Regions from separate parts of the Homo sapiens genome. Here region 1 is linked to region 2. A link is a loop called in an ENCODE intact Hi-C map of the cell type or tissue named here. Cell type or tissue: Caco-2. All regions are shown on one strand. Links, peaks and the distances in the headings refer to the core of each region. The heading gives the core; the rest is flanking DNA.

Region 1 (11,086 bases), core at 3,442-8,441, 180 kb before region 2:
GTTCCTTCCTGCACACTGAAGTTGCTGTTGTTTTAGATTTTCTTTTTTTGAGTGAGATCTTCTCACTCAGTCACCTGGCTGGAGCGATTAATAGCTGACTCTGGGTACAGTGCCTAAGCTAGCCTTGCTCTGCAAGGAACAGTTAAAAAAGAAAAGAAAGGAGAGGAGAGGGGAGGGGAGAAGGGAGGAGAGGGGAGGGGAGAAGGGAGGAGAGGGGAGGGAAGGGGAGGGGAGGGGAGGGGAAAAATTAATAAAAACTAAGATAACTATTTACCCAATGATTCCACTTGAGGTGGTAGACAACCCAAGCTTATCCTGGCAGCTCAGGGAACAAGGTGACACCAACCTTGGACAGGAGTCCGTCCCATCCTCAAGGCACACTCACACTCACACCCACACTCATGCTCACTCAGACTGGGACAACGTGAACACGCCAATGAACCTCAACATGCATATCTTTGGGATGTGGGAGGAAAGTGGAGTTACATGGAGAAAACCTACAAAGACATGAAGAGAAAGTGTGAACTTTACACAGACTGTGGCCCCAGCTGGAAATCTTTTTTTTTTTTTCTCATCAATGTTATAACGACATGCTATATATATTTTTGTTACAACTAGCTGAGTCTCAGCCAATCACAGCAACCAAACTTCAGCTAATCACAGCAACTGAGCTTCAGCCAATCACAGGATGCCAACTGATCAGACGATGCCCAAATAAGGCAAATTTGGAGCTTTAACCAGTCAAGCTGTTTGTGTACCTCACTTCCAGTTCTGTCTATAAATGCTCCCTGTCCACCTATTTGCCCAGTGGAACTCTCTGAGCCTCCTTTGGTTCTGAGGGCTGCTTGATTGGAGAATCATTCTTTGCTCAAATAAGCTGTTAAATTCAATTTGTCAAAAGTTTTTCTTTTTTTTTTTTTTTTGAGACGGAGTCTCGCTCCGTTACCCAGGCTGGAGTGCAGTGGCACGATCTCGGCTCGCTGCAACCTCCGCCGCCTCCCGGGTTCAAGTGATTCTCCTGCCTCAGTCTCCTGAGTAGCTGGGATTACAGGCGCACACCACCATACCTGGCTAATTTTTATACTTTTTGGTAGAGACGAGGTTTCACCATGTCGGCCAGGCTGGTCTTGAAGTCCTTACCTCAAGTGATGCGCCCGCCTCGGCCTCCCAAAGTGCTGGGATTACAGGCGTGAACCACTGCACCCGGCCTACAAGTTTTTCTTTCCACAGTATTATGTATCCTGTATTATGAGATAAACTTCTTGGGCAAAAAGCAAGCCATTAAAGGCTGAATATTTCAGCATGCCTAACTTAATAAAATTTAGGACATTTTAACTTTTGCTACAGTTAAAATCCACTAGACTTTTTGATCTGCTGCCATATTAGTTTGATTCAAAATAATGAGAGCAGATTTATTAAAATATGAAGTTGCATTTCATATTTTCCTTGTATTTTTTAAGTGAGAAAATTTCCTGGTATCATTTTAGCTATCATAAAATGCCTTTTAGGACTATGGAAATGAAAGATCTTGGACATAAATGATTTGGATAAAATAAGCACATGAAAATACTGCCTGAAAATAGTTTTAAAAGAATCCTGAGGAATTAGAAAAACGAGCTATTGTGAAACACTGTTAGTTTAGCCTTTAGTAAAACAGCAGAAATAACAAGCAATTTTGGTCAGAACAAAGAGAAAGAGAAAATTGTAAGTTCCACAAACGCAGAAACAGATTTTGCTCCAATTGGAAAGCTTCAGAAAGCTAAACCCTTCATTTACACAATCCAAGGCAGAGTGAGGGGCCTCTCTGTGTTGAGCTAAACTGAGCCTATAGTCACACATTCACACATTTGGCACTAGGACAGTTGTGAGGATAGGATCTGACAAACTTTTCACTGCCAAACATAACTCAGATGCTAGATGAGCATGACTCTAAGTATCTTTACACAGAGAGTTTAGAAATAACATTTCCCTACTCACTGGAATAAATAACCCATCCTTGAACTTGGAACCATCTAAACCATTGTAGATGGTTTAAGTCATGCAAAACAAAGTGCTTTTTGCTTTCTAGATCTTAGCTTAAGAATGCAATATTTTATCTAAATGACTAGGCAACTAAGGTTCGCTCCAATTTGAGGATTTTAAGTCTAGCCATATGTCTATTTCCAGGAAGCTTATCAGTTTTGTGTCTGGGGCTCCAGATAATGGAATACAGCAAATTATAAGCTTCATGGTTCAGCAGAAAAAACAAGTTTGGGGTCCAGTAATGTATAAAATAGTAACAGTAATGATAAAACAAAATGCATTCTTCTTTCAAACCATAGTTAGTAAATCCCATGAAAGTGTAATCCTAGATAAATGTAATCCCATGTAAATGACATAATTCTTTCTCCAGGTAAAAAGAGCTAACATAAATTGACCACTAATTATATGTTAACACAGTTATAAATACCTTTACTGCATTATCTTTTTTAATCCCCACAAAATTCTATAATCTATTATTACTATTTCATTTTTGCATGTATAAGAAATGAAAGGACAGAGGGTTAAATAATTTGCCCAGCCAGGCACGTGACTGTAATCCCAGCTACTCTGGAGGGTGAGGCGGGAGGATCACTTATTTTTTTTAAATTTAAAAAGAGATGGGGTCTCACTATGTTATCCAGGCTGGTCTTGAACTCCTGAGCTCAAGTGAGCTACCTGCCTTGGCCTCCCAAAGTGCTGGGATTACAGGTATGAGCCACCGTGCCTGGCCAAGAGGATCACTTGAGCCCAGGAGTTCAAGTCCAGCCTGGGCAACAGAGTGAGACTCTGTCTCAAACAAAGAAAACAAAGAAAAAATAATAATTTACCCTAAAAAAAATTAAAATAATAATAATAAAATAATAATAATTTGCCCAAAGTCACACAGGTAGTAAGCATTGAAATCTGTGGCAAACTCAGAAGGCCTGACTCAAGAATTCACGACACAACCACAACAGATTGTACACTACCGGGCAGTTTCCTGCTGCTCTGTGCATGGCCTGCTGGCCAACTCTGATGTGAGGTCAGTTGACTAAAAGAGATGTGGTTCAGGAAGCTGAGAATGATTGTGGTTACCTGTTCTAAGATAGAGAAATTGATTTTTAAAACTTCGAGTTGAAGTACGGGATGCCAAAAACCACGTATGAGTGACAGAGTGAGTGGGTCTCTTTCTGATGGATTAAGTCTTCAAAAAGACTTTCAGAATGAATCTCTATCTACCTTAATTTTGGGCAGTGTTAATTGTATTCATTTTTTCAACACATTTGATTGTGCATATACCATGGACAAGAAAGTTTGTTAAAAACTGAATGTATAAGGCTGGGTGCAGTGACTCACGCCTATAATCCCAGCACTTCAGGAGGCTGAGGCGGACAGATCACTTGAGCTTAGGAGTTTGGGACCAGCCTGGACAACATGGTGAAACCCCATCTCTACAAAAAACAAAAAAATTAGCTGGGCGTGGTAGCTTATGCCTGTAGTCCCAGCTACTTGGGGGGCTGAGATAAGAGGATCGCTTGAACCTGGGAGGTCAAGGCCACAGTAAGCCGTGATCGCACTACCGCACTCCAGCCTGGGTGACAAAATAAGACCCTGTCTCAAACAACCAACAACAGCAACAGCAACAAAAACCCTAATGTACAGGAAATTATTTTGGGGAGTAGTGGAAGATAGCTGGCAAGTTGGAGACTCTAACTTGAGATGTGGTACTACTTGTCTGTACATTTTTTTTCTCATTTCTGTCTACCCAAAGGTGTTATGTTTTTATTGTCTTAAGGGGGCCCTTCATTTGATGGCATAAAAAGTTATGACCAGCCATCTGTAGTTCAGTTAATAGGTCAAGAATATCAGCAGCTATTGTTATGTTGAGGTCATTATTTATCAAGCTTCAACACATAAAAAGCAAAAGTAGGCCGGGCGTGGTGGTTCACACCTGTAATCCCAGCACTTTGGGAGGCTGAAGCCAGTGGATCACTTGAGGTCAGGAGTTTGAGACCAGCCTGGCCAACATGGTGAAACTTAATCTCTACTAAAAATACAAAAATTAGCCAGGCATGGTGGCGGATGCCCGTAATATCAGCTACTTGGGAGGCAGAGGCAGGAGAATCACTTGAACCCGGGAGGTGGAGGTTGCAGTGAACTGAGATCGCGCCACTGAGAGCACTGCCTGGGCGACAAAGCAAGACTCCATCTCAAAGAATAAAATAAAATAAAATAAAATAAAATTAAATTAAAATAAAATAAAATATAAAATAAAATAAAATAAAATATAAAATAAAATAAAATAAAATAAAATAGCAAAAATAGTCCAAATGTCAGTTAACAGGGGGACCAAATTTATGGGTGAACATCCACAAGAAACATAAGTGGCCTCTAGGGAAGCCAATCTTTGCACAGAATTTTTGTTTAATGAGGTGGAGGGTATACAAGATATAGGCCAAAGGATAATTTAGGTTCTTATGACTGTGTCCTTGTTCTTTTCAAATCCTAGCTTCATCTCTGCTCCCACTGATGACACTATGAGACTTTGGAATTCTTCACTGTGTGTAAGACGATTTTATTACTGAGATAGCTACCGCTTTGTAGTTATGACCTGAGTAAACAAGGTTAGTCAACCCACAGGATTTTCATGTGTCCACAGATTTTTACTAGATAATTTATCTGTAATATCAGGAGGCAAAGTCTACCATGAATATACTGGCCAACATGTATCAGATGGAAAATTCTTGTGTAAGCAGATGATGTTTAACTTTTATCACATTTTTCTCTTTTGTTAGATAATGCCATACTTCGGCAGACAAGCAATTGTTTTCTAGCTATAAATATGAGTATTTTGCTTTTCAAGAGAAAAAATCTAGAAATTGTTTTCTTTACTTTAAAAAATTCATGTACTGAAGTCCTTCCTCTGCTTGTATTAATCCAATGATATCATTTTATATATTCTCTGAAATACTAAAATATTTCTGTAGTCCATATGTTTTCAAATTATGAATCATTTTATTTCTACATTTGGTACATAAACTATTACTGCTCCTGAGTAAATATGGATATACCACTTTATAGTGATTTTTTTTCTTCTTTTTCTCTTTTTCTATTTTTTTTTTTTTTTTTTTTGAAAACAGGGTCTTACTCCTGGCCTCAAGTGATCCTCCTGCCTCAGCCTCCTGAGTAGCTGGAATTATAGGCATGAGCTACCAGTAGTGATTCCTAAGTCCCCAGAAATTTGAGCTAATTTTTATTTATTTATTTATTCTTGTATTTACTTATTTTGAAGACAAGGTGTCGCTCCGTCACCCAGGCTGGAGTGCAATGGCATGATCATGGCTCACCGCAGCCTCCAACTCTTGGGCTCAAGCCATCCTTCTGCCTCATCTTCCTTAGTAGCTGGGACCATACGTGCAAGCCACCACACCCAGCTTGAGCTGATTTTTTTAATGTGATGAACTATGAGAAAACATATAGGAGCTAAATGATGAGAACTTAGAAACACAAAGACGGAAACAACAGACACTATGGTTTACTTGATGATAGAGGATGGGAGGGTGAAGAGGAGCAGAAAAGATAACTATTGGATAATGGACTTAATACCTGGGTGATGAAACAGTCTGCACAACAAACCCCTGTGACAAGAGCTTACCTATGCTGGCCCGGCATGGTGGCTCACGCCTGTAATCTCAGCACTTTGGGAGGCCAAGGCAGGCAGATCACTTGAGCTCAGGAGTTCTAGGCCAGTCTGGCCAACATGGTGAAACCGGATCTCTACTAAAAATACAAAAATTAGCCAGGCGTGGTGGCGGGTGCCTGTAATCCCAGCTACTCAGGAGGCTGAGACAGAAGAATGGCTTGAACCTGAAAGGCGGAGGTTGCAGTGAGCTGAGATTGCGTCACTGCACTCCAGACTGGGCGACAGGGCAAGACTCTCTCTCAAAAAAAAAAAAAAAAAAAGAAAGAGAGTTTACTTATGTACAAACCTTCAAATGTACCACCAAACCTAAAACAAAAGTTAAAAAAAGAAAGAAAAATAAATGTAGAAAAAAATATATATATATATGAACAACGCATAATCCTGGAAATATAAGGAAAAATTAAATTTTCTCCTCTGGGAAAAATTTATACAGTAATGATTCTTGCTCTTTAATTTTTGTTTGAAAGAAATCTAGACATTTAAAAAACCCCAGTGGTAGAATTGTCTTGTTAAAAAGGGACATCAAGTAAAAGGCCAGGGGAACATCAAAGAATTATGTTTCTTACCTGGCAAAACCAGTGTCTAGCTAAAATAATGGCTTGCAAATCAATCTTGTTGTTTAACCACTTCATTATCTGGTTTTCTCTAAGCAAAGAACATTATCTGTGTTGCCAATAATAGTACTGGGGAAAAACACACATTTTGAAAGTATGAAGAAACTCATTCTACCTTGAAATTCTCATTCAAGAGGAAATTATAGGCCACTGCAGGACCAGCGATTGAAAAACAAAGGTGTACAAAAACAAACAACTCAGGTTTCAAAGGCTAAAAACAAAGATAACAGGAAAGAACCTAAACTTGTGCAGCCTGTTTGCTTACTGTCTGAACAAATGCTGGGAATGCATGAGAAATTCTAAGCCCTGTGAACAAAAGTGTGAGCAGTAAGATGACGGGTGATCAATTTTCTTCCTTTCTCTATTTTTCATTTTTTCCCTATGATGAGCATATGCCACTTTTATGTTATAATGATAAAAAAGAAAGACTTAAAAAATGACTTTTGTTTTTCCAACTGTATACCAGTATCTATCTACACATAGCAACTGAGCACGCTAGTCCTGTCGTCTGGCACTCACACAAAAAGAGTGAATGTCAAAATCTAGGCAATTCTACCAGATTTCACGTAATGAAACTACCTTGAATAATTCCTTAATTCTTCACAAAATCATGTTTTTATTTAACTTCTATTTCTATCAAGCAATGTGGACTAACTACCCCTAATATTTAACTCTATTTAAACTGTGTATCAGGCCAGATGCTGGCTCACACCTGTAATCCAAGCACTTTGGGAGGCCAAGGCAGGTGGATCACTTGGGCTCAGGAGTTCAAGACCAGCCTGGGCAACATGGAGAAACCCCGTCTCTACAAGAATACAAGAAATTAGCTGGGTGTGGTGGCATGTGCTTATAGTCCCAGCTTCTTGTGGGGCTGAGGCAGGAGGATCGCTTGAGCCCAGTAGGCTGAGGCTACAGTGAGCTGAGATCATGCCACTGCACTCCAGCCTGGGTGACAGAGTGAGACCTTGTCTCAAAAACAAAACAAAAAACAGATTACACACTACATTAAATAAATAAAATACTCTCTGATGATGACTGATTTTGAATGAAAATACTCCATTCACTGGAATATATTTTCCATAAAAAATGACAAAAACATTGTCATTTTTTGTATTATTTCTTTTTCTTTTCTTCTTTTTTTTTTTTTGAGATGGAGTCTCACTCTGTCCCCCAGGCTGGAGTGCAGTGGCGCGATCTCAGCTCACTGCAACCTCTGCCTCCTGGGTTCACGCCATTCTCCTGCCTCAGCCTCCTGCATAACTGGGACTACAGGTGCCCGTCACCATGCCCAGCTAATTTTTTGTATTTTTAGTAGAGACAGGGTTTCACCGTGTTAGCCAGGATGGTCTCCATCTCCTGACCTCATGATCCGCCCGTCTCGGCCTCCCAAGGTGCTGGGATTACAGGCGTGAGCCACCACACCCAGCCTTATTTCTTTTTCTTTTTTGGAGATAGAGTCTCGCTCTGTTGCCCAGGCTGGAGTACAGTGGCCCAATCTCGGCTCATTGCAACCTCTGCCTCCTGGGTTCAAGCAATTCTTCTGCCTCAGCCTCCTGAGTAGCTGGGATTACAGGCAGACACCACCAGGCCTAGCTAATTTTTGTATTTTTAGTAGAGACGGGGTTTCACCATGTTGGCCAGGCTGGTCTTGAACTCCTGATCTCAGGTGATCCACCTGCCTCAGCCTCCCAAAGTGCTGGGATTACAGGTGTGAGCCACCACACCCGACCTATTATTTCTTGTATTATTAAAATCATTTCAGGAATTTGTAAAAGTTACAGTAATAAAACTCGTACTGCAACCATGACTAGAACATGGCCTTTGTAAAGAATCCATTTACAGGCTCATAAGATTTGGTGTTGTGGATGGATGGCTATGGAGCTGCTCAAGCTTGTGTTTGCACTTATCAGAATTCAAGGCAGTTAGAAAGAGTTTCCAAGTGCTGATGTGCTGGAGAAGAAAGGGCATGCTGCAGTGTAGAAACCACGGGAGAAACAATTGCGTCACCTAGTTTCAAACTGTGAGAAAACTACTAGCGAACTAGAAGAATATTTAACTTCCTAAACCTGAGAGATCTACATCTTAAAGAATATAGATTCTACTCTAGGCACATCATAGTCAAACTGATAAAAAATAAAAATAAAAATAAAAATAAAATTACAGCAGCCAGTAAAAGACTACACGTTACATTCAGCATAGCAATAATGTAAACATTGTTGACTTCTCATCAGAAACTCTACAGGCCAGAAGACAAGAACCAATATCTTTAAAGTTATGAAAGAAAGAAAAACAAAGTAGCCACGCAGAATTCCATATCTAGCAAAAATATCCTTCAAGAATGAAATAAAGGTATTTCCATTTATAAAGACATATCATGTAGATAAAAGAAAACTAAGATATTTCACTGCCAGAAGACTTATAAGAAATCCTGGCCAGGCGCGGTGGCTCACTCCTGTAATCCCAGCACTTTGGGAGGCTGAGGTGAGTGGATCACTTGAGGTCAGGAGTTCAAGACCAGCCTGGCCAACATGGTGAAACCCTGTCTCTATTAAAAATACAATTAGCCAGGCATGGTGGCATGCACCTGTAATCCCAGCTACTTGGGAGGCTGAGACAGGAGACAGGAGAATTGCTTATACCCGGGAGGTGGAAGTTGCAGTGAGCTGAGGTCTCGCCACTGCACTGCAGCCTGGGTGGCAGAGCAAGATTCTATCTCAAAAAAATAATAAAAACATGAAAAAAAAGAAATCCTAAAGGAAAATTTCCAGGCTAAAGGGAAATGATACCAGAGAGAAACAGATTTTCAGGAAGAAATGAAGAACATCAGAAATGGCAAATATCTGGATAAAAACAAAAGATAATTTTCCCCTTATTTTTTAAAAAATGCACTGTACTGTAGGGTTTAGTACATATATAGATAATACATATGACAGCTATAATATAAAAGATGAGGGTAGAGTGGGGTAGATGCACCTACATTGTTTGCAAATTTTGACGATGGTCTATGAAAATTTAAAGTCATTTATTCTCAGCTGGGTACAGTGGCTCATGCCTGTAATGCCAGCTCTTTGGGAGGCCGAGGTGGGCAGATCACTTGAGGTCAAGAGATCGAGGCCAGCCTGGCCAACATACTGAAACCCCGTCTCTACTAAAAATACAAAAATTAGCCAGGCGTGGTGGCACGTGCCTGTAATCCCACTACCTGGGAGGCTGAGACAGGAGAATTACTTGAACCCAGAAGGTGGAGGTCACAGAGAGCCAAGATTGTGCCACTGCACCCCAGCCTGGGCAACAGAGTGAGACTCTGTCTCAAAAAAATAAAAATAAAAATAAAGTCATTTATTGTAATCTTCAGAGCACCACTGAAAATGTGATGCAAAGAGGATAACTAGAAAGTCAACAGGTAAATTAATATTAAATTCTAAAACCTATTCAAATAATCCTAGAGAAGTCAGGAAAGGAAGAATAAGCAAACAAAGAAGAGAAGGGACATATAGAAAACAAATAGCAAAACAGTAAAGTTAAATCTAACTGTGTCATTACATTAAGTATAAAGGGGCTAAACATCACAAGTAAAAAAAACAGAGATCATTAGATAGGATTTTAAGAGGAAAATCTAACCACATGATGTCTATAAGATAAGCACCTTAACTATAAGACACAGGTTGAAAGAAAATGGAAAGAAAAATATGCCATGTGAAAAGTAGGCTTTAGAAGATTGGACTGGCTGTATCTATCAGAAGAAATAGACTTAAAACAAAGACTTTTACCAGAGATAAAGAAGGAAATTTCCTAATGATAAAATGATCAGTTCATTAGGAAATAATAATAATCATAAAGATGTGTGTGTGGTTGGGCACGGTGGCTCATGCCTGTAATCCCAGCACTTTGGGAGGCTGAGGTGGGTGGATCACCTGAGGTCAGGAGTTAGAGACCAGCCTGAACAACGTGGCAAAACCCCGTCTCTACTAAAAATACAAGAATTAGCTGGGAGTGATGGCATGTGCCTGTAATCCCAGTTACTCAGGAGGCTGAGGCAGGAGAATTGCTTGAACCCAGGAGGCAGAGGTTGCAGTGAGCCGAGCCGAGATCATGCCATTGCACTCCAGCCTGGGCAACAAGAGCAAAACTCCACCTCAGAAAAAAAAAAAAAAGTATATGTGCCTAATAACAGAGGTTCAAAATACATAAAGCAAAAATTGACTGAATTAAAAGAACCAAAAGACAATTCTACCACTAGAGGTGGAGATTTTAAAACACTCTTAGTAATGGACTGACCAACTAGGCAAAAAATAAATAAATAAATAAATAAATAAATAAATAAATAAATAAATAATTACTCTAGACATAGATCCTACTTTATGAGTTGGTTAAGTTGGTGACTGGGAAGGATCTTCATGAGATGAGCTCTTGTAGGAGGGACACTCCATTCTTTGTAACACTACTGATGAAGGAAAAGTAATAAAAACGTTTTAAAAATGAGTATGTCTATTGCACCACTGCACTCCAGCCTGGGCGACAGAGCAAGACTCCATCTCAGGAAAAAAAAAAAAAAAAAAGAGTAAGTCTGAAATATTTCTATTCCTATTTCTCTATGTGTTCTGCATTAGTTTTTCTTGTAACTTTTTTTTTTTTTTTTGAGATGGAATTTCACTCTTTTTGCCCAGGCTGGAATGCAATGGCACAATCTTGGCTTACTGCAACCTCTGCTTCCTGGGTTCAAGTGATTCTCCCGCCTCAGTCTCCCAAGTAGCTGGGATTACAGGCA
Region 2 (11,086 bases), core at 3,251-8,250:
CAGCCTAGAGAATTTTTAATCTAGATTTACAGACATCATAAAAAGTAATGATTACTATGTCAAGAAAGGTAATTTTCATGAAGGAAATGACTTCTAATCCAAATGGTTTATTTGTAGGATTAATGTCATATGAACCTGTTTTATACAAAGTTGTAGGGAGACAAAAAAAAGGGAAGAAATTAATTTCGAGCCTAAATATACCAGTAAATAAATAAGTTGACAAAAATGAGCTAATTTTAACTTCAAATCACTCACCCAATTCGTCTTGTACAATAACCTCAGAAACACAAATACACCATGTCCGGCTGCATATGAAAGTGGCAAGAGCTTGTCATTTCCATTTTTAAAAGGAGAAGCAAATGTGTCTAGCTTACTCAATTTTTTCCTAACTTCAACTTTCATGTTTATATAACCATCAGGGAGACGTGCTGACTCACAGTCAGCCTCTGGGGCAGCACTTCCCTTTTCTTTAGTTCTTGAAGAAACAAGTATGGTGCTCCCAGGAGAGTGGACAAGCTAACCATGTGAGTTTTTTATACACACAAGTAATATAATCGTGTACATTTATGTTAATTGACAAAAGTCTGAACAAGATAATCCCTAAACAATAAGAATGATTTTATTTTATTTATTTAATTTTTTTGAGATGGAGTCTCACTCTGTTACCCAAGCTGGCTTGATCTTGACTCACTGCAACCTCCATCTCCCAGGTTCAAGTGATTCTCCTGCCTCTGCCTCCCGAGTAGCTGGGACTACAGGCTCACACGCCACCACACCCAGCTAATTAAGAATTATTTTAAGCAAGAATTGCTTTTTAAAATGCTAAACAAAATGATAAAGTCCACAAGTTTTTAGGTTTGTAGGTGAAGTCTTAGCTGACTTCCCACCTCCAGCAGGTTGGAAACTGTTCTTGATGCTCCCATAATACTTAGGATTTACACGATCATTGCGACACTACAGCACTTAATAGTAGCCAGGAGATAGAAGGTTCCGTGTATGGGGTACTGAGTTTGCACTGCACTTCTTCTCACTCCAGGCCACAGACCCCCGGACTCTACTTCCTTCCTTAGAGTCAGGAACTAAGAGGAAAATATTCAGCTTGGTTTTCTGGAGTGAGAAATACAGGGTTGAGACTACGTCAAGACAGTTATGTAAATAATGTAGGTGAAAAACTGAAGAAGAGATGAGGAGCCACCACAGCTTCCCAATCGATTTATTTGCTTCCAACTTTTCCAACATTGCTGCTCAGTGAGCTTTCAAAAATGCCAGTCCAATTAATTCACTTTTCTGCTTAAAACCCTTCAGTGCATCCGAGGGGACTTGAGATAAAGACCAAAGCCCTCACCTGCCCTGGAGGCCTTGAGTGACATGGTCCTCCCCTCACCTGCCTGGGGAAACCACTCTTGCTCCTGAGGGCTCCAGACTTCACCTGCAGTTGCTCTCTTAGTTCATCGAAACAGATGGGCTTCTTCCTGCCTCAGGGCCATTGCTCCTGCTGTCCTCCTGCCTGAATCATCGCAGCAGACTGCCAGCCCTTCTGCTGTCTTTGGCTGCACACTTCTTTTCTTTGGCCAGCCAAGAGATGACTGAAGTTTGAATTTGAATGCCTTAAGGCCAGTAGACTTCCTCCAGTGGGCCTTCAGTTCTAATATTTCTTGTTGTCTTACCCCTGCCAGATGCACACATTTGTGTTACCTGCCTGATCTCTTAAAGGAATTTGAGTTTGCAATCTCTGGACTAATTAATGTCTACTGATCAACCAATAAAGCACAAATGCCACCTCCTCACAAAAACTTTCACAGCCCCACAAAAAATCCTGTACTTTCCCTTCATAGCACTTGTCACAACAACAATTAAATAACTAATTGTGTTATTACATGTCTAAAGTCTATATTCCCGGCCAGCATGGACATTCCAAAAGGGCAGGGACTCTTGTCTTTTTCACCACTATGTTCTTAGTGTTTACATATAGAAGGCACTCAATGATTGAATGGATGAATGATAAAGCTAAAGTATTCCAAAGCTTAGTGACATAAATAATTCTCTAAAAGCTTTAAATGAGAATTATAGGCAAACATTTTTCTGAGATTATTTGAGCCTAGTCCTTCCAGGAGACACTGAGATCCCACAACCCTGAGGATGATATATCACGGGAAGCTCATGACAGTGATTTCGTACTACTGTGCTAGGTCTAAAGGGCAGAAGGAATGGGGAAGCCAAGAGGGCTCCAGGCTCCATGCAACTAATGAAACCATAGCAGCTCTACTTGCTAGACTTTTATCATTATTCACTTTCTTTCTTTCTTCCTTTTTTTTTTTTGAGACAGAGTTTCACTCTTGTTGCCCATGCTGGAGTGCAATGGTGCAATCTCGGCTCATCGCAAACTCTGTCTCCCGGGTTCAAGCGATTCTCCTGCCTCAGCCTCCTGAGTAGCTAGGATTACAGGCATGTGCCACCACGCCAAGCTAATTTTGTATTTTTAGTAGAGATGGGGTTTCTCCATGTTGGTCAGGCTGGTCTCAAACTCCTGACCTCAGGTGATCTGCCCACCTCAGCCTCCCAAAGTGCTGGAATTACAGGCATGAACCACCGCGCCCAGCCTGTCATTATTCACTTTCTATCTTTTATGTAAATATAGTGAATTTCTGCATAGGATTTGTCTGAACAAACCTTATACCAAGGCTTTGACAGTGTCTATCTTATTGGTTATGGTATCCATGGCTCCTAGGATGGTGCCTGGCACTGAGTGTTGGTGTCTATGAATGGTAACCTACTTGTGGTAAAGATATTTACAAAGCTAGGATCAGATTTCTGTTGTGTTTCAGGATCAGGAAGTAGTGAAGCTGTCCTATTGCAGGTAACATTGGTAGCATTACCTATCACATATGATGAGGGTTTCTTCCATCCATTCAGTCCAATTGCAAAACCAAATCAAACAACTTCTTTTCCTTCCCAAATGATATTTAATTCAAGTCCTTCAAATGCATTTCGAAAGCTTCTCTTGTCCATGCTCCTTCTCTATGCTATGTTGTCTTCTCTGCCTGTAGTCACATCCAAAAGGCAATGAATTAATTATCTTCATAAGTATTTTTCTTTATTTCCAAACGTGATCAGAATGTGCCCAAAGAATTCTTCATTGCAATGTTTTTGAGGAAGTTTGACTTATTATTATTATTATTAGGCTTCATTTTATCTGAAGCAAATTAAAGTGGACAATTTTCTATGATGATGGAAAGTCTCGCTATGTTGCCCAGGATGGTCTCAAACTCCTGGCTTCAAGCAGTCCTTCTCCCTTAGCCCTGCAAAATGCTGGTAATACAGGCATGAGCCACTATGCCAGGGCAAGGTTTTTTTTTAATGTGATAATTAGCAGTAAAAGTGGGATAAAAGACATTATATGGACCAGTACATGCCGTGTTCATGGTGCCAAATAGCTTCCATTTCCGCCCTTCCGCCCTTGCCTCTTTGCTGCCTTCTGGACCAAAGTTGTCTGTCTTGGAGGCAGACTTGTGTAATTACTTTAACAATCTCACTTGCCCTCTGGTTTCTGGTTGGCTTTGTCCAATGGAGAGCCCCTGCAGGAGGTCAGAAGGAAGATCACAGTGCGGTCTGGTCCCACATTCCCCTGCTTCCTGCCTACAGAGTTGGCTTGGGCTGGCTGCATGATTGCGAGCAAAGACCATAACTCCTCTCAAGGTGACCCTTTCCACACTCTCTCCTCTTGCTCCTTTACACCTCAGGGTTGTAACATCTGCTGTGACTAGCCCCAGCATGTCACTCTTCTTTGTGGTTTTCCCACATCTGCCTATACCCTATCAACAGTCCCTTTACTCAACCCTCCTGGAGTATGCCACTTGCTTCCTGTTGGGGCCCTGATTGATATACCTACTAGGGATTCCACTTATGATCACTCTCATTTTGCTCAGGAGTCGAAGTTATGGTGATAGACATTGTATCCACAGGTGTAACTACTTGAAAGAGAAGCAATTTTTGGAATCATACCCTACCATCTGCCTTTGTTTTATTAGATCTAAAAATCTAAATTAACCATATTTTCATTTTGTCCTAAAATGCCTTATTATTGTATTTTTCTCAACACTTCTATAATATGCCATGCATATTCTTATTTTTTGAAAATTATATAATTTGTTGGTAATTACTAATTTTATGTACCTACACTACTTACTCTGTTGCCAGGCTGGAGTGCAGTGGCGTAATCCTGGCTCACTGCAACCTCCCCTCCTGGGTTCAAGTGATTCTCCTGCCTCAGCCTCCTGAGTAGCTGAGATTACAGGCACGTGCTACCACACCCGGCTACTTTTTATATTTTTAGTAGAGAAGGGGTTTCACCATGTTGGCCAGGATGGTCTCGATCTCTTGACCTTGTGATCCACCCGCCTTGGCCTCCCAAAGTGCTGGGATTACAGGTGTGAGCCACCACACTCAGCCTGTGATATAATTTTCTAATATAAATGAGGGGGCTGGGCACAGTGGCTCACGCCTATAATCCCAAAATTTTGGGAGGCAGAGGCGGGTGGATGACCTGAGGTCAAGAGTTCGAGACCAGCTTGACCAACATGGGGAAACCCTGTCTCTACTAAAAAATACAAAAATTAGCCAGGCATGGTGGTGTACCCCTGTAATCCCAGCTACTTGGGAGGCTGAGGCAGGAGAATCACTTGAACCTGGGAGGCGGAGGTTGCAGTGAGCTGAGATTGCCCCACTGCACTCCAGCCTGGGCTACAGAGCGAGACTCTGTCTCAAAATCAATCAATCAATCAGAGAATTCACAAAAGGAACTAACTTACAGAACTTTATAGCTGGTTACTGGTATTGCTATCCAAATTTGCTGCTTTTCATGCAGGTGTCTTTGTCAAGGATGGGCTGTGACATAAAATGCAAACAACTGTTTTTAATGCTACATTTAGTATACATTTTAAGTTCTCATTTAGGGCAAATGTTCACTGCAAATTAAACTAGAATATACAAACATTTATAATGTAAAATATAACTTGTATTAGGGGTTCCTCACTTGAAGAAAACCCAAAATAAAACTCAACTTGATAAAAAATATTTGAATATATGGGATGATAATTCAAGGTTTTTCCATGAAATAGGAATGTCTCAAATGTCAAAAAGAAAATTGAATTTGAAAGTCCTTTTGAGCATACTGGTTGACTAAAGTGAAGGACACCTTTTTTATTTGTTTATTTATCAATTTACTTATTTATGAAATTTTAAAAATTAAGTAAATTTGCTTCCTCCTCATAGCCTCTTCTCTAAAGCTTATCTTAATCATGTCTTCTCCTTAACCATAAGCCTACATGCTCCTAATTTTATGACTTTGTGATCACTGCAGGTTTTTATACCGTTACTCTAAACAGAATTCCAGGCTTATCTTTGCCATACCAATATCTGATGAAAGTTGTCAGCTGTATACAAAAACAAAATGACCTTCTGCTCAAGTTCCCTACCCCCACCCTCCACCCCACAATGACTGTAAATATAAACACATTTTTAAAATTTCTTAAATATTTTCTTTATAGAAATCCAATTTAATCTCTATATCTGCCAGGATATTCTTTCAATTCATTTATCAGTACACCTTTTGAGGTTATAATAGTATGGAGAATTATAAGGAGAGTTCTAAACCAGGGATAACAAGTTAAGTAACAGGAAGATGCATAAGAAAATCTATTGTTACTGATGGAGGGTCTTGACTACAAGTCTTCCAGGCTCTTGACATTTTGAACAAATAATTGGACAAAACGCACAAAGAAATGAAAGAATGAAGCAGCGAAAGCACAGATTTATTGAAACAAAAGTACATTCCACAGAGAGGGAGCCACAGAAGCAAGCAGCTGATGAGCGCTTGTTACAGAATTTTCTGGGGTTTAAAAATACCCTCTAGAATTTCCCCATTGGTTACTTGGTCACACCCCATGTGAATGAAGGAATGGCCCACAACCAGTCTGATTGGTTGCAGAAGGCGACCAATCAGAGGCTGAAGTGAAGTAACAAAGTTACACTCTTAGGCAAATGAAGACTAGGCCCACAACCAGTCTGACTGGTTATGCGAGGGGGCCGATCAGAGGTACTTTCCATTTATCATCTGCCACACAGTGCAAAGGGAGTAGCCTCTGATCCTTTTGTTACTTCAGTGTGTAGAGGTGGGGTTTTCCTTTTGATTCAGTTATAGGAAGTCAGCACAAATCGGCCTTAGTTTCCCGGCCTCCACACCCTATTCTCCTGTCTCACTGTGGTTTCTTTGTTCACCTTTATCTGTTTAATAGCATGTATTCATGCTTCTCACTGCCACTAATATGTGTTTTGGATGATGCAGCAAGCTAAATACAATTGCTTACAGGTCAATTCATTGAAAATATTTTCACTTCAGCCCTCTTCAAATTAAATAAGTGAAATGAAAGAATAGATCAATTAATCATTTTAGTAGCTAGGCCCTGGGTTATTGAGGTCAGTGACCTTGGTGGGCTGATAAATGAATTTGATCCTGGGGAGGTTTCTGTTTCCCTTGTTTTAATCATTTATGTGTGCCCTATTATTCATAGAGAGAGGTACAGTGCTAGCACTCCAAATTCAAGTTCATTAATATTACACAACAGATGCAGGTGTTTCCAGGACGGCTAAGTCAGAATAGCCCTTTTCACTGGAAAGTGTGAAAGCCAAAGTAATTGTCTTCCAACTATGCAACAGGCACAGAAGTGCATATTAGGATTACTGAAGTTGAAATTTTTACCTGACTCTCATTTGCTTCTTTCCATGCTTTGAAATAACCTTTTCCTTCTTCCTTCTTCTCCTCCTCCTTCTCTTCTTCTTTTTTGTTTTTTTTTTTCTTCTTGTATTTCAAAAATCATAAGGCCAGTAATTTAAAAGCATGGGTAGTCTTTTTCTTTATGAAAGTTTAAGCTAAATACCTGTGCATCTTCATACACTCTTGCTTACTATTGACTGAACAAGTTTGGAATTGAGGAATGCTGATGTTCTAGTTATGCCCATTTTCTTCTACCAAACAAGGTATTAAGTTTTGTCTACATATACAAACTATTGTATAAACAGGAACAAAATGAATTCTGGCAAAAAAAAAAAAAAAAAAAAAACTGGTTATTTTTTAAATGTTTATTTGAATGGGTAAAATCAAATAAAATAGCCAATGGATTATTATTTATTTATTTATTTATTTGAGCCAGGCTCTCACTCTGACGCCTAGGCTGGAGTGCAGTGGCATGATCTCAGCTCACTGCAGCATCAACTTCCTGGGCTCAGATGATCCTCCCACCTCAGCGCCTCTGTAGCTGGGACTGTGGGCGTTCACCACAACACCAGGCTAATTTTTTTGTATTTTCTGTGGAGACGAGGTTTCGCAATGTTGCCAGGCTGGACTTGAACTCTTGGCCTCAAGCAATCTGCCCGCCTCAGCCTTCCAAAGTGCTAGGATTACAGGCGTGAGCCACTATGTCCAGCTGCCAATGAATTATTTACCTAAATTGAACAATTTTTTTCAAATGAGTCTAAAGATAGCCTAACACTCAATTTTCAATCCTCACTAAAGCAGGAATTCTCCAGCGCTCAGAGATAAACAAACAAACAAAAATCCAAGAAAAATATATGGAGCCTTCTTTTTATAATTTGAAATTCTGTAGGTAATTGCATCCCTTCTACCCAGATAAGCTTTCAGTTTCCAAGTTATTCTCATGCTGCCCTAACTCATTTTGAGGATGCAACATTTTAAAGATGAAAAATTTACTGCTTTAAAGAATAGGAAGAATAAACATCATCCATCTTCTAAGATGGACAGCCTTGTCATTACCTCACCTGCTCTTTCTGTATATGCACAGGACTAACATAAATAGTTACACTGAGCCTTAAAGAATTATGCTTTGAGAAGTGATTTAGAAAGAAATAGAGAAGATGAGGGGAGAGACTACAAAAAGGAAGATACCTTCAGCAGGGAGCTGTATGACATTACAACCGTAGCAAAAGCAGCTACTGTATTTAAACCTCCAAAAGAGTGCTGAGCCTGAAAACTTGAGATTTGAGGCACCACATGGATATGTAGCACCTTGGAATGATTTTTGTTCCTATTCTTCTTTTGACTGAGCTCAACTTTAATAGTAGTATTTCACTTTTATCTAGCATTTTATAGTTAACATAACACTTTCGTATAATGACTACAATTTATTTGGCATTAGATGTGTCATTATCTCATTTAATTTGCACAGCAATTGGATGACATGGATTCTACTATTATCCTAATTTTACAAGAAAGGCAGTGAAGCACAGAGAGATGAAGTAACCTGCTTTTTAGCTACGCTGCCATTCTGCACTCAAGCATCCTCTTAGTCTTCTTGACAAGCATATAAGGTAGATACCATCTACTGCTTGCTTAAGAGAAGAGCAATTGCTGATCAGGGAGATTGAGGAATGTACCCAAGGTCACTCAGCTAGTAGACAGTAAAACTGGGGCACAAAGCCCGGTTTAGATTTCTAAATTCTTCCAAGTTGCTTCTAGTGACACTTTTTTTTTTTTTTTTTTTTTTTTTTTTTGCAACTGGAAAATATGGGCTAGCTGGTGAAAGTTCAGGTGGCTGGCAATAATTTTGGTGTGACTCTGAAGTCTTTGAATCCTACTTCAAGACCTACGTACATGGATACAATAAGTATAATTTAATTTTATGTATGTATGATTATACTCTACAATATTTATACTGTTTATATTATGTATTTTATAAATTTTTATACTAAAATCCTAAATGCTAAAATACTAAAATCATGAAACAGTATTTTATACTATTTTATACTGTACTAACACCCTTAAGTTACTATGGTATGTGTGTACCTTAAGGGTGTCACTTATAACATTCTACTGTTTTTCACTGCTATTGTTCTCTCTGAAGGGTCTGGCACTGTGCCTGGTGCATAGCGCGTGCACAGTACATCATAAATGTTTCATGTATAAAAGAATGCACGTGCCTATTTAGGCACACACAGTACTTATATAGCTTATCTTTAAGATGCAGGAGTGGAGATTCAGACTGTCCTTGGATTAATGTAGAAAGTGAAGTGTATCAGAGACCATCTATGTGGTTCACCTGCCTCGCTGCATTCGGTTTTGCTTGTACAACAGAGCATGTGCTGCATGAAGCAGCAAGATGGCTGCTCAGTTCCGCAGGCTGGATACAGCAGGTCTGGTGGAAGGCAGTCCCAGCTGCTTAGATTTTGCCCATTCTCTCTCTCCAAAAAGTAGAATTGCAGACTCTATGGAACACAGGGGTTCAGGCTCACACAAACATGGGTGTTATTACAGAGCAACAGCAAATGCACTACTGATGGATGCAGCGGGTCACTTTACCACGTAATTTTTTTTTTTTTCTTTGAGACAGAGTCTTGCCCTGTGCCCCAGGCTGGAGTGCAGTGGTGCTGTTTCAGCTCACTGCAACCTCCGCCTCCCGGGTTCAAGTGATTCTCCTGCCTCAGCCTCCCAAGTAGCTGGGATTACAGGCGCCCACCATCACGCCTGGCTAAGTTTTTGTATCTTTAGTAGAGACGGGGCTTCACCATGTTGGATAGGCTGCCCTTGAACTCCCAACTTTGTGATCTGCCCACCTCAGCCTCCCAAAGTGCTGGGATTGCAGGTGTGAGCCACCGCACCCAGCCGACATTACCACATGTTTTTCTCATCAGAAAGATGAAGAGTTCAAGCTGTATGACCTGTGGGTCCCTTACAGCCCTAAGCTCTACACTGTATTGCCTGTGGGTATGCCACATTAGAAAAATAAATATCAGGCTCATCTCAGGTACGCCTTAGCAAACTGGACTCTTGAAACAGTACCATCACCATCTTCTTATTCTGTCGTGATGCAATAAACATGAAAAGCAGTGAGAAATGTCCTCTAATGGTAGCTTTGTTAATTAACTACATAGTATTCTAATTACCAAACAAACAGAATATTTGATAACTATTATGACCTTGGTGGGCTGATAAATAAATTGGATCCCAGAGAGGATTGGCTATATCAAGTTTCCCTTTGCTTTACCTAATCATTTATGTATACCTGTAGGCTCTGTGTGTGTGTATATATGTGTGTGTATGCGTATGTGTGTGTGTGTGTTTTAAAGAGTCATTTAGATAAGGAATGGTTGGGGTGGATGAACAAGATTATTAAACAGAATATGTATTTGGTTTGTTTTTTTCAAAATCAAATTGACTGTCATCAGGATATTATTTAGAAACCATTGCTCAGGTGGAGAAATGGCAGGTCAGGCCTTTGAATTTATGCCACTGGTCTGGGTTACTGACATAGAGAAAGTAAAATTTGATGATAGATTCTTTTAAGCCACTGGTTCATCTCCTTTGTTGGATTTATTCTTCCAGTTGATTTTATTTTGTTAGTTTATTTTTGATTTTGCTTTCTTTTTTTTTAATTTGGGAGTTGTCTTTCACTAAATACAGTTATTATGTACTAAATATATGTGTATTTTTCTGAGTGAATGTTGCCAAGTGTTCATCTTCAAAAATACAACACTGATCCTAACAAACATAAACATTGGGGTAGATCAAATTGAAAGAGTGCATAGATTAGCTCTTGATAAAAAACTACTGAAAACTCCCCTTTACAACTGGCTTTTAGTAGGAACAGGAATATCAATTTACCTTATGATCCAGGGTTTTTCAAATGTCTTTCGCCATGACCCACAGTAAGGAATATGTGTTTCTCATTGTGATCCAGAATATATGTGTGTGTATCTGAATAAAAGTTTCACTAAAAATATTTTTTCTTACTATGTGTGTGTAATGTGCTCTGATACTTAAAAAAAGAAACTCCTCTATGTTATTTTTTTAAGTGATGGCTGTAATTCACAAAATTGATTTATGACCCACTAATAGGTGGTGACCTGCAGTTTGAAAAATATGACTTAAAACCAGTAATGCAAACACACACAGAGAATTGTTTGGTCTTAGAGTAGATACCTATAAGTATCAATCAGCCATGTCATAATGGAACAGTTCTACTGTGAATGTTTACTTTTTAAAATCAGCAGTAGACCGTGTGCAGTGGCTCACACC

What was found. A loop is a pair of places that touch in the nucleus more often than their neighbours do. Peaks named below come from ENCODE experiments on the same cell type or tissue, not always from the same donor. Only the 100,000 strongest peaks of a DNase experiment are listed, where the experiment ranks them.
Region 1: it touches region 2 in a loop (5-fold over the local background); 1 of 110 quality-filtered maps calls a loop at or near these places.

Annotation. Positions count from the first base shown.
Region 1 is chr6:134,193,614-134,204,699 of GRCh38, forward strand. All of the region lies in intron 3 of SGK1 (serum/glucocorticoid regulated kinase 1), which reads right to left. Among named protein-coding and RNA genes, the nearest start is that of SGK1, 120 kb to the right of the region's middle. In Caco-2, for the core only: no CTCF peak of the experiment used is centred there; DNase peaks (open chromatin) are centred at 4,562 and 6,508.
Region 2 is chr6:134,373,191-134,384,276 of GRCh38, forward strand. No RefSeq gene overlaps it. Among named protein-coding and RNA genes, the nearest start is that of LINC01010, 59 kb to the right of the region's middle. RefSeq lists a silencer at 7,303-7,362. In Caco-2, for the core only: no CTCF peak of the experiment used is centred there; a DNase peak (open chromatin) is centred at 6,041.